Regions from separate parts of the Homo sapiens genome. Here region 2 is linked to region 1. A link is a loop called in an ENCODE intact Hi-C map of the cell type or tissue named here. Cell type or tissue: heart left ventricle. All regions are shown on one strand. Each heading gives the region's core, and the rest is flanking DNA. Links, peaks and the distances in the headings are about the cores only.

Region 1 (2,500 bases), core at 1-2,500:
GGCACAGATTAACAAGTATATAAAGCTAAGACATGAGGCTTCAGAGCAGCACAAAAATTTTCGTGGCATTAGGACAACTTATCCTGGAAGAATGCCGTGCACTAGGAATTATGCCCACACCTTCATTCCTGCTAGGGGAGGGGAGCCCTGGAGCCCCCTCTCCCAGAAGCAGACAACCACGATAGACCCCTTCCACAATACTCAGCTCCTGTGGCTCCTTTCGTCCTGGCCAAGAGAGCTCAGGACTCTGTGTCATGCTAAGGTCCTGGTGCCATCACTTAAATGGCCACGTGAAAGGCAGGTCAGAACCCTGTTCCTGTCATGTCCCAGGACTTACAATAAGCCTGCTGGGAATGCCTACCGGTGATCTCCTACAACTGATTTTTCAGTGGGGAATTAAAGTAAACAGCATGTTTCATGTGGGCCTCTGGAACAGTTTTTTACTTCCTTGCTATAACTCACAGTCATTAAAGAAAGGCAGTGATACTGCTACTTACATCTCTAAATGGAGGGATATGTGGCCCCCAGTTCCACCTTCTGCTGGGAGGGTGCCTAAGATCGCCCTTTGCTTTGTAGTTCCGTGGCCCCATCAAACGAGGGTCACCCTGCACTACTAATTTCTACCAGTCAGTCACAGGGAGCACTGGAGATCCGTGGGGTGGACGCATTACCTTAGGAGGCTTAAACTCCAAGCCAACCTCGGTGCTGTGTATGTAATACATATACTTTGTAAACACCAGATACAACCTTGCTATGTGGATCTGATATTTTCTTCACCCACAGCATTTCACAAAATCCTACAGGCAATCAGTCACAAAGCCAGCTGCCCTCTAACATTATGCACTGTGACCAAAATGGGAAAATGACACACCTTTGTCAACACAGGCACCTTTTAGAAATGCTTCTACCAGCTGCTCACAGATGGCTCCTCCAGCAGACTCTTCACAGCTACTCGGCAGCCACATGGGCCATGCCATACACATGAAGGCTCAGCCCACCCAGAGAGGACATCAAAAAGTGCGAAGGGATCCACAGTTATACGCAGGCACGCCATGAAAACAACCTGGGGACACCACTCAAGCCTACTACAGGTATTCTTACAGGGGGACAGCTTCCAAAGGCAGCCAGCAGACGAGTAGCTGTTTCCCCACAATGGCCACAGCAGGTAGAGGCTTTTGGAGACATCCATGAAATAAAACCCTGCAAGCCCAGGCACCAGCCGTGTGTGCCCTCGGAACAAGGCCAAGAGTCAGTCCCTGGGGAACTGGGGAGGTTGGTAGGCAGGCCAGCAACCCTACCCCCTGCCCTGGTAATGGCAGTCAGTGTTTCTGCTGCGCAGCCCAGAGGCTGGAGAGCTCGGAGAGATGCCCCCTGGCTGCAGCTCACACCAGCCACTCCCAGCTTCTCAGTCCCCGTGGAGGCTGCCTAGACTACCGCAGGGATGGAAGCTTGCAGCTGAAGACCTGGTGTGAAACTAGTACTCTCCAACCCCATCCTTAACATCCTTGTTGCTTTGCCTCCTGGCCTCTGGTGGGGAACTGATCTTTCCTCTGAAGGGCATTGACCAGCAAGCCACCTCCATCTGCTCTGTCCCTGGTGAGAGTTCCTGGGACAATAAGCCTAGGACCAGAGATGGAACTCCCAAGGCCCTTCTTCTAGCCAGACCATGGCCCTTTTCACTGGCTTTTCACTCCTTTCGCTGGACAGCAACCGATAGGACTTGCTAATAGCAAATTTTGAAATTTTACGTCACAAAATCACAAGACTCCACCCACAATGGTTCCAAGTCCCCGAAGCCCATTGTTGGGTATATATCGACCTCAGTGCAATTTATCATTCAAATTAGTCTTTTTGCCACATTTAAGCTGGACTGTACCACCAACAAAAGTGACTTGGAGCTGGCAGCAGTCCTCATTTCAGCTAGGAGAGAGGCGGCTCCCTCCCTGCTTTAGAAAACCAAATTGTTTTGCCTCTAGCTACATAATTGCTCCTGAGGACTACGGCATAATAAAGGATATTTTTAGGCCAGGCGCGGTGACTCATGCCTGTAATCCTAGCACTTTGGGAGGCTGAGGTAGGTGGATCACTTGAGGACAGGAGTTCGAGACCACCCTGGCCAACATGGTGAAACCCCGTCTCTACTAACTATACAAAAAAAAATTAGCCAGGTGAGTTGGTGTATGCCTGTAATTCTAGCTTCTCGGGAGGCTGAAGTGGGAGGATTGCTTGAATCCGGGAAGTGGAGGTTGCAGTGAGCCGAGATTGCGCCACTGCACACTCCAGCCTCGGTGACAGCAAGACTCAGCCTCAAAAAAAAAATAATTATTATTAAATAATCTTTTCATTTCCCAAGAAACATGTTCTATTTACCACTTTCAATCCTCAGTTACATCTAACCTGCCTGTAAAACACAACACCATAGCATGGAGTCCACCTTTATAAAGCCTAGAAACATTCTTTACCATGAGTCTGCAAAAAAAAAAACAACTAAAAGGCTTCT
Region 2 (7,864 bases), core at 2,206-4,705, 370 kb before region 1:
AAATTAAATATATATACGAATTTTTTGTAAGTAGAAGGAACACCTCCTATCACATTAAATAGGAGGTGAGTATCTCTAACAGTTGGGAGAAGGACATGCTGAGATTTTTTCCTATTACTATTATGGATCTTTGGGACAGTTTCAGTAAGTACTTTCAGGGGGTACTTGGTTTTTCCAACTTGAAAATGGGGGCTATTCATTATAAATCTTAGAGCAAAATTCTGATAGCAAAGTAGATAGAGGAATATAGAACCTTTTATTAGAAGGTTTTTGTGTCTTTCTAGGATAATTATTACAAGTAGTATCAATATATACCAACTAATATGCATGAGATAAGATGGCGGGTCTGAGTCTTGGTTGGGATGTGGGTCTGGAATCTTGGATTATGGACATAAGAAATATTATGAACACTTAATGAACACCTAGGCAGCAGGCTCAAGCCCAAGCACACACCACAGTAGCTTTCGAATAGTTTGGATGTATTCTAATTTGTATTTCTCCCCAGCTACTTTTGTGGGTAGTCATTTAGGCAGCCCTTCATAGAGTTCTGGGTCTTTTCCTTAACTTTCCACAAAAATGTTTCAGCTTTAGGAAGAGGTTTTGGGAAACCAGAATGTTTCCATTACTGTACGGTTAAACCTTTTGTTCACTACTTAGACAAATATACTGAGCACTCATTTTTGTTTTTTTTTTAAGAGACAGTAGCTTTTATAACAGGCTCGAACATAAGCTCCTGTGAACTATGTACATAGTAAGTCCTCCGTAGCTGTTGCATATATAATCCATGGTTAGTATAAAATTATCGTAATTTTAAATAAGACAAGCCATAGTTCTATGAGTGATATAATTTTAAATAAGACAAGCCATCGTTCTTTGAGTGATGTGTTTGAGTGATGCTTCTTGATACTTCTTTCAGCTTAAACATAGAAATCATGATCACACCACTGCACTCCAGCCTGGGTAACAGCGAGACTCTGTCTCAAAAAAATAAAAATTAAAACTAAAATAAACATAGAAACCAGATTTTCTTTGGTTTCCTCTGTCGGTGACTTTGGCTGGTTCTCTTTTGCATGTTCGTTGATGTTTCTCCTTGCCTTTGTGTTTAGTGTTTTTAGCAGGCGGTGTTTATAATAGACTAAAACTTTGGGAGCCAGACAGACCTGGGTTCAGTGGGTTTACATTGCTGGGTTTTATAAGGATTAGAAGCAAATATATGTACAGTGCCTGGCACAAAATATATAAACAAAATGTTGTTTGTTAGTTATTAGTACTAGCTGTATTAATAATAATAATGATACTATATATAATAATATACATTTGTATATATAATAATATATATTTGTATATTTTATATATATAAAATGATAATATTGGAAAGCTAGAGGGTGCAGCGAAGAGATGGCAGGGTGAGCGTGGTATAAGTCTGAATTTGGCCATCTGGTTATTTGCAAGTTCTCTTCCAGCAAATATTTGTTGTGTACCTTCCATAAGCAGCATTGTTCTAGGCACTGGGGACCAAGTGAAAAACCAGACCCCGTCCTAGGAACAGTATTTGCTGTTTACATTGTCATATAGGAAGGAGCAGTGCACTTAGCAAGAGAATTTTTTAGTGGTGCTGTTTTGGGACCTGCTTCTATTTAACTTAACGGAAACTGTTTTCAGTAACAGATTTATTGAGATATAATTCACATACTATACAATTCACCCATTTAAAGCATGTAAGTCTGTGGTTATTAGCATATTCAGAGTTGTACAATCACCATCACAATTAATTCTAGCAGTCGCTCCCCCAGTCCCCTTACTCCTACCCCCACCCCCAGTTCAAGGTAACAGCTAATCTACTTCCCGTCTCTATAGAGTTGCCTGTTCTGGACGTTTCATCTAAATGGAATTATAGAATATGTGGTCTTTTATAAGTGGCTTCTCTCACCTAGTTTAAAGTTCTCAAGGCTCATCCATGGTTATAGCATGTATCAGTATTTTATTCCATTTTATGGCTGAAAACATTTTTGAAGTTTCCTTAATGCACATTAAATACTCATATGTTGATTGATTCATTCATTTTGTTTTTCTAGTCTGTGTTGTTTCTCTCTCACTCTTTCTCCTGCCCTTTCTTGGACAGGTTTTCTCTCTTCCCTTCTCTTTTGAAAGCAACCACCCTCCTACTGTTACCGCAGACTCCTGCTTTAACTTTAATATCTACTGAGATTTGGAGCCTGTGGCACCTACTCTTTGCAATGACAGAAAATCTGGTTTCTGTCCTTTATTTCTTTCCAGTCCTTTCAGTTTCAATCTGTGTGCCCTCCAAATGCAATAGCTTAAGATTTCTTTAAAGAACATCTTAGACTTGGCCTTGGAATGGAAGCTTCAAATGATATCTAAAGAATACATGAACCAGCCAAAGGAGAAAGTGGAGGGAATTAAAAAAAAAAAAATCAAGAATGACAGCCAGAGAATTTTCACAAAATTCGGACAGGCTGTGGCCGTTTCTTATTCTTATGTCTGATGGATTGAACATTTCCCACAAGGGCTTGGTACCATCTAGGACCTGAAGATACGCTGAAGGTTCCTCGTAAAATCCAGCCTCTATTTTATTCTCACTTCCTTTCTTCTGGGTTTGGCCTATGCAAAGCCCACCGATAAGTTATAAATGACTTATCAAGCATCAGCGTTTGGAGAGTAGACGGCTCCATAAATACCTACTTGGCCTCATTAAAAAGCTACAGCGATTAAAGAGAATGATTAGTGTGGTGCCAGAGGGGAAAGCAGAAAATCCAACATCTGACTCAAAAAGGGCCAGACCTCTTCTCAGGGAAGACCGCGGGTGTCAGGGAAGAGGATCTGGCCCGCGCCCCGGAGCGGAGCGCCGGGCGTCGGCGTCTGCGGAGCCTGCACCAGGGCCTGTCACGGGAAGAGTTATGAAAAGTGCACGCGTTCTCAGAGACGATTACCCTCTTGCCCTCCACGCCTCCTTCCCAACCTCCCCTTCCACTCCCTGCTGCCCCCACTGGAACTCAAAGCATGATTAAAACAGAGAAACCTATAACGGGGATGAAATGACCCTCAAATGACTGCTTAATTACAGCGAAATGAAAGCCGGGGGGCTACAAATAACCAGGAACTGTCCCGGCTGTCACTGAAGAGGAGCCTGCGCATGAGTCATGAGTCATGAATTAGCCACTAAGTGTTCGCCGCCAGCCCCCGGCCGCCCGCCTCTGCCCTGCCCGAGCCGGGCTCGCCGGCCCTCCACGCCTGGCCCCACAGAGTCCCCCGCCCCCGCGGGCGTCCGGGCCGGGTCGGAACCGGGCGGTTGTTGTGATTCCCAGGGTTCCCCAGTCGCCCCCGGCCGCCCGGTGGGTCGCTGGGTCGGGGAAGGCTCCCAGGCTGCGCAGGAGACAGGCTGACTGAAGGAGCGCAGCCAGCGCGGCTGCAGATAAGTTAATGTACACAGAGAGGATGTAAATTACCACGACCCGCAGCAGCAGGACATTGGCCAGGGCCCTGTCAGGGAGAGGACAAGCGTCGGGGGCTGCGCGCTCGCTGACACCCACCCGGGATGGAGCCGCCAGGCGGCCCGGCCGGGGAGGACCTCTTGGAGCCAGGCTTTCCTTGAAAACAGCTGCGTGTCCCTGACACCTCCAAACTAATGCATTTTTAATCAGAGGAATTAGCTCTAGGCGTCCCATATTTTTCCAACCTCCCCCCACCAACCCCTGTCTCTTCCAGCCACGTCCCCCTCCCCGCCCCTAGGTTAGGGACTGGCAGTCCCATTCTGTTTCTTTATCGGGACTCTGCAGAGTCCCCCGCTGCCCCTACACCCCCGAGACCAAACCACTTTTAAAAAAAAAATCTCCCTCCCCACCCCCATCCTCCCACCAGCCCTCCTCCACCGCCGGGTTCGCTCCAATGCAACTTTCGCCCCCACCCTTCCCTCTGTTTATACAGTGACATCACAGCCCCTGGCTCTCTCCAAGACTCAAAGAAAACAGAGTTCAAAAAGGCAAACAGGAAAGCCCGCCGGTCGTGGGCACGGGGTGAGATTCGGTCCACCCGCGGCGGACCGCGCAGACGCGCATGTGCGCGCACCTCGGTGTGAGCCCGTCTCCACTGGGACATCCTCGGGAAAGGGCTGCCCAGGCCGTGCTCCCCGTCAGCCCCGGGGAACTCAATTCCCTTAGGGAATTGAAAAATGTCCAGTAGTCACATAAAAGAAAGTGAAAAGGTAAAACAGGTGAAATTAATTTTAACAATATATTTTTAATCTGATATATTCAAAACATTATTTCAATATGTAATCAATATAAAAATTATAAATGAGATATTTCATATATTTTTTCACAGTGAATCTTCGAAAAATTACACTCACAACACATCTCAATTCAGACACAAATTTTTCATTGGAAATACTTGATCTGTAGTTACATTTCATAAAACTTAGAGTTGAAAAAATTGATTCACATACTCACATTGTTCCAAAAATATTTAAGCATTTTTCAATAACTGAATCCAGTGTTAGTTCTTAAGTGTGAATTTACACTAATGTGAAATAAAATAAAATTTGAATTAAATGAGAATTTGGAGTTAAATAAAAAATTAAGTTTCTTTGTTGCCCATTTTAAATTCCTAACAGCCACTTGCAGCTAGCGGCTATCAGATTAAACAACAGGGATAGAGAGTAATAGAATCTCCAAACTTCAGCTCTTGTTAACATAAAGTGGAGATAATAGTATCTACTTTATGTAGGCTTGTTGTAAGAATTAAATGAAATACAGTAGAACAATGTATATTAAGTACTCGGTACAGGGCCTAGCACATAGTAAGTACTCAATAATGAAGGTAACTCTGAGAATTATTTCTCCACTTTGATTATTTTTGCACCCCCACCCCCCATCCTTAAACTCAGCGATTCATACTTCCTTCCTCCAGAACTTGCTCTTAGGAAGGATTGTTACATGAATTCGCAATAAGCTGCCAAAAATGAACAGAGTATTCAAACACTCAAGTGTCCTTCCGTCCCTATTTATTAGACACCCCTTTCACCCACAACATGCCTTCAGCTTCATTACTGTCTGTGCTGGCCACTCCAGATTTTATACATAGAACAGGTCTTCAATGGTATCTCTCCAGCTACCTAGTAAAGATCTTGCAAAGATATTTTTAACCCAATCCACCAAAACCTGAATTGATGCGTATCATCCCTCATGTGCCTCTCCTGTTCCCGCATTGGGTGGTGTTGCCATTCCCTTGAAAGCCTCAGCCAAACTCTGGCAGTCATTAGAGGTTCTTCTTCTTCCTTCATTGTTCCCCTCACCACATCCCCTTAGGCAATCACTAAGTCTTACAAATTCTACTCCTAAACACCTCCCAAATCCATTGATGTGTCTCATTGTCGACTGTTATCCTTCACTTAGATGTTGTAACTGGTCTTTCTACCTCTGCTTTGCCCCCCTTCAATTCATTCTTCGTGCTTCAGCAAGAGTAACTTTTCTAAAGCGTGAATCCAATTATGCAACAAGCCTGCTTAACACTTAAATGACTTTTGACTCTTCCACAGGGCCTATGAGGTCCTTATGGAGTTTCCTTGCTTAACCCTTTTTTCCTGTCTTTTAAAAAACCGCCTTTACCGCCTTAACCATCCCCCTCCTGCCCCCAATTTCCAGCCTCTCTGAATCTCTTCCAGTTTATCTAACACACCACGTTTCCTGACGGAGGAGCTCCCACGCATGGCCATGCTGGGTGCATCATATTCATGTCTATCCTACAAGTCACAACCCCACTCTGAGATGGTATTTGGTATGCACAGCCAGATACGTCTTCCCATTTTGCCTCATGGCAACCTGTCTGCATATTTGACGGTATCTGTTTCAGAGGATCCCTCAGCTTTTGGCTGAAAATGCCAGCTCCCTCTCAAAACTCTGTGCATGACACCTTTAGAAATCCTTTGAGGTGCTAAACATTTAGGTCATCAAAGGGGCACACTGACTATTACTGATTTTGTCTGGTTCCATTCCACAACACCGATTTTTGTAATGTTTCCTTTCTTTGTTTCACTTTGACTGTAGAAGCTGGCTAAGATGCATTGGCACTAGCACTATCTATTGCATGCAAAAGTTTTGCTCAAAAGAAGTGTTGATGTTGGAGCTGTGAGAAAAGCAGGCCCTACGTTGCAGGACTTGGGGGAAGAATGGAATGTGAAAAGCTCACTTTAAAATGGTAGGGGTTTGGGTGCCAGGCAGGAGCAGTGGTAGAGCATTTCAGAGACCAGTCCGAGCCTAATGAGGTCTGCCAGGGCTCTGGGCAGGCGTCACCAGCTGGCTGTTTGCCACTCCTCTTGCCCTCCCAGACACACACAGTGCTGGGGAGTCAGCACTTATGCTAACACTGGAGACAGGCGGGCAACATGAGACTGGTGGATGAGGGCAGTGATGGCTAGGTATTTTCCCAGAGGACCAAAGAGCAGGATATGTATGTCTGGTTTCTGCCTCTGACACCTCCAGGCCTAGGGATGGATTCCCAGTGATCTCCTTCCATCAAAGGGCTTGATCCCAGGAAAGGCGAGTGAAGATGAAACTTCAGCTCTTTGTCTGCCTTTGGGATAAAGCTATGTGAAACTGTCAAAGCAAATATCATGTTTCCCTGGAAAACCATAAATTCCTTTGGCTCTGGGTCCAGGAGGTTTGTCATGTGGTTAGAGGAAAGATGAGTATGTTGATCACAGGTCATCAGCTGTAAGGTTCTGTAGCTCGGGGCCCGGGTCCACAGTGCCAGCTGCTATAATACCAGGTATAATGTTGGGTTCAAGTAATGCTTAGTAAATACTCTTTAATTACAGCTCAAGATGAAGACAGTGAAACAGCTTGCTGTTTGTTATGTACCTGGCAACTGATGTGTATCATCAGATCAAATAGAGGTGTTGATAAATTTTGTCAAGGGGACTGTAAATTTTAAAAATGGAATAATCATAAATGCTCTTGTGATAGAATATACCTGAAAATCTTCAGAAGGAAATGGAAGATTATGAAATATTTATTTATTTGTTTGTTTTCTGGCTAGTTGGTTGATTTTTGCCAGATTCTTTATATATTAAAGTAGCATTAACATTAAATTCATGCTACAAAATCAGATAGAAAAGAAAGAAATTACCATGAGTAAACATTTTTTTTCTCTTTTATAGTTTTGTAAACAGGGGCTGTGGATGCTTAAATAATGCTTTTCAAAGCTCCATCTTTCTTACTGTGCTTTGGTCAGAAAGAAAAAAAATACATGAGAAAAGCTATTTTGATCACCCATAGTACAGCAGTTGCTGTATCTTGTTAGCCTTTTTGTGGCATATTTAGCATTCTAAATTTCTAACAGTTATTTCACCCATATCATTTAACAAGCACTTCTTCATGTTATAATAAACCCTTTATGAATATAAATTTTAATGTGTACAGACTGTACTATCATGTAGATTTGCAACACTTACTTAACCACTCACATATTATTGGTTATTTGGGTTATTTTATTTTAAAATAAGAATTTTCCAAAGGTTCCCTTAGGAATAGAGTCCCATCAGTTTTAAAGTTATGGCAATATTTAATGTACATAGGGTAATATTTAATCATAAAGTATTGTTTTGGTGAAAATTAAAAGAGCCAGAAGTTTTATGTTAAATTTTTTTTAATATTGGCATAATACTAAAAGCAATCAACCAGCTTCATTGAGCTCCCAATTTCAGAGAAAAACTGGCCTCTTCAAGTAAAGATTCCTTGTTCTTAGAGGGGAGGAGCTGATAATTAAGTAATCACAAGAAACAATGCATGGCAAGGGAACTCGCCCAGTGTAGACCAGAAAATGTCCTCCGGAGAATGTGGCATTTAAA

What was found. Hi-C counts contacts between places; a loop is a spot of excess contacts. Peaks named below come from ENCODE experiments on the same cell type or tissue, not always from the same donor. Only the 100,000 strongest peaks of a DNase experiment are listed, where the experiment ranks them.
Region 2: it touches region 1 in a loop (4-fold over the local background); 45 of 110 quality-filtered maps call a loop at or near these places.

The regions. Positions count from the first base shown.
Region 1 is chr18:22,184,322-22,186,821 of GRCh38, reverse strand. The region is part of intron 6 of GATA6 (GATA binding protein 6); the gene reads right to left. Among named protein-coding and RNA genes, the nearest start is that of GATA6, 16 kb to the right of the region's middle. In heart left ventricle, for the core only: CTCF peaks have their summits at 1,192 and 1,392; a DNase peak (open chromatin) is centred at 1,339; H3K4me3 peaks cover 1,327 bases; H3K27ac peaks cover 2,500 bases.
Region 2 is chr18:22,555,239-22,563,102 of GRCh38, reverse strand. All of the region lies in intron 2 of LOC124904265 (a long non-coding RNA gene), which reads right to left. Among named protein-coding and RNA genes, the nearest start is that of CTAGE1, 140 kb to the right of the region's middle. In heart left ventricle, for the core only: a CTCF peak has its summit at 3,565; DNase peaks (open chromatin) are centred at 2,892, 3,262, 3,532 and 3,872; H3K4me3 peaks cover 2,141 bases; H3K27ac peaks cover 2,500 bases.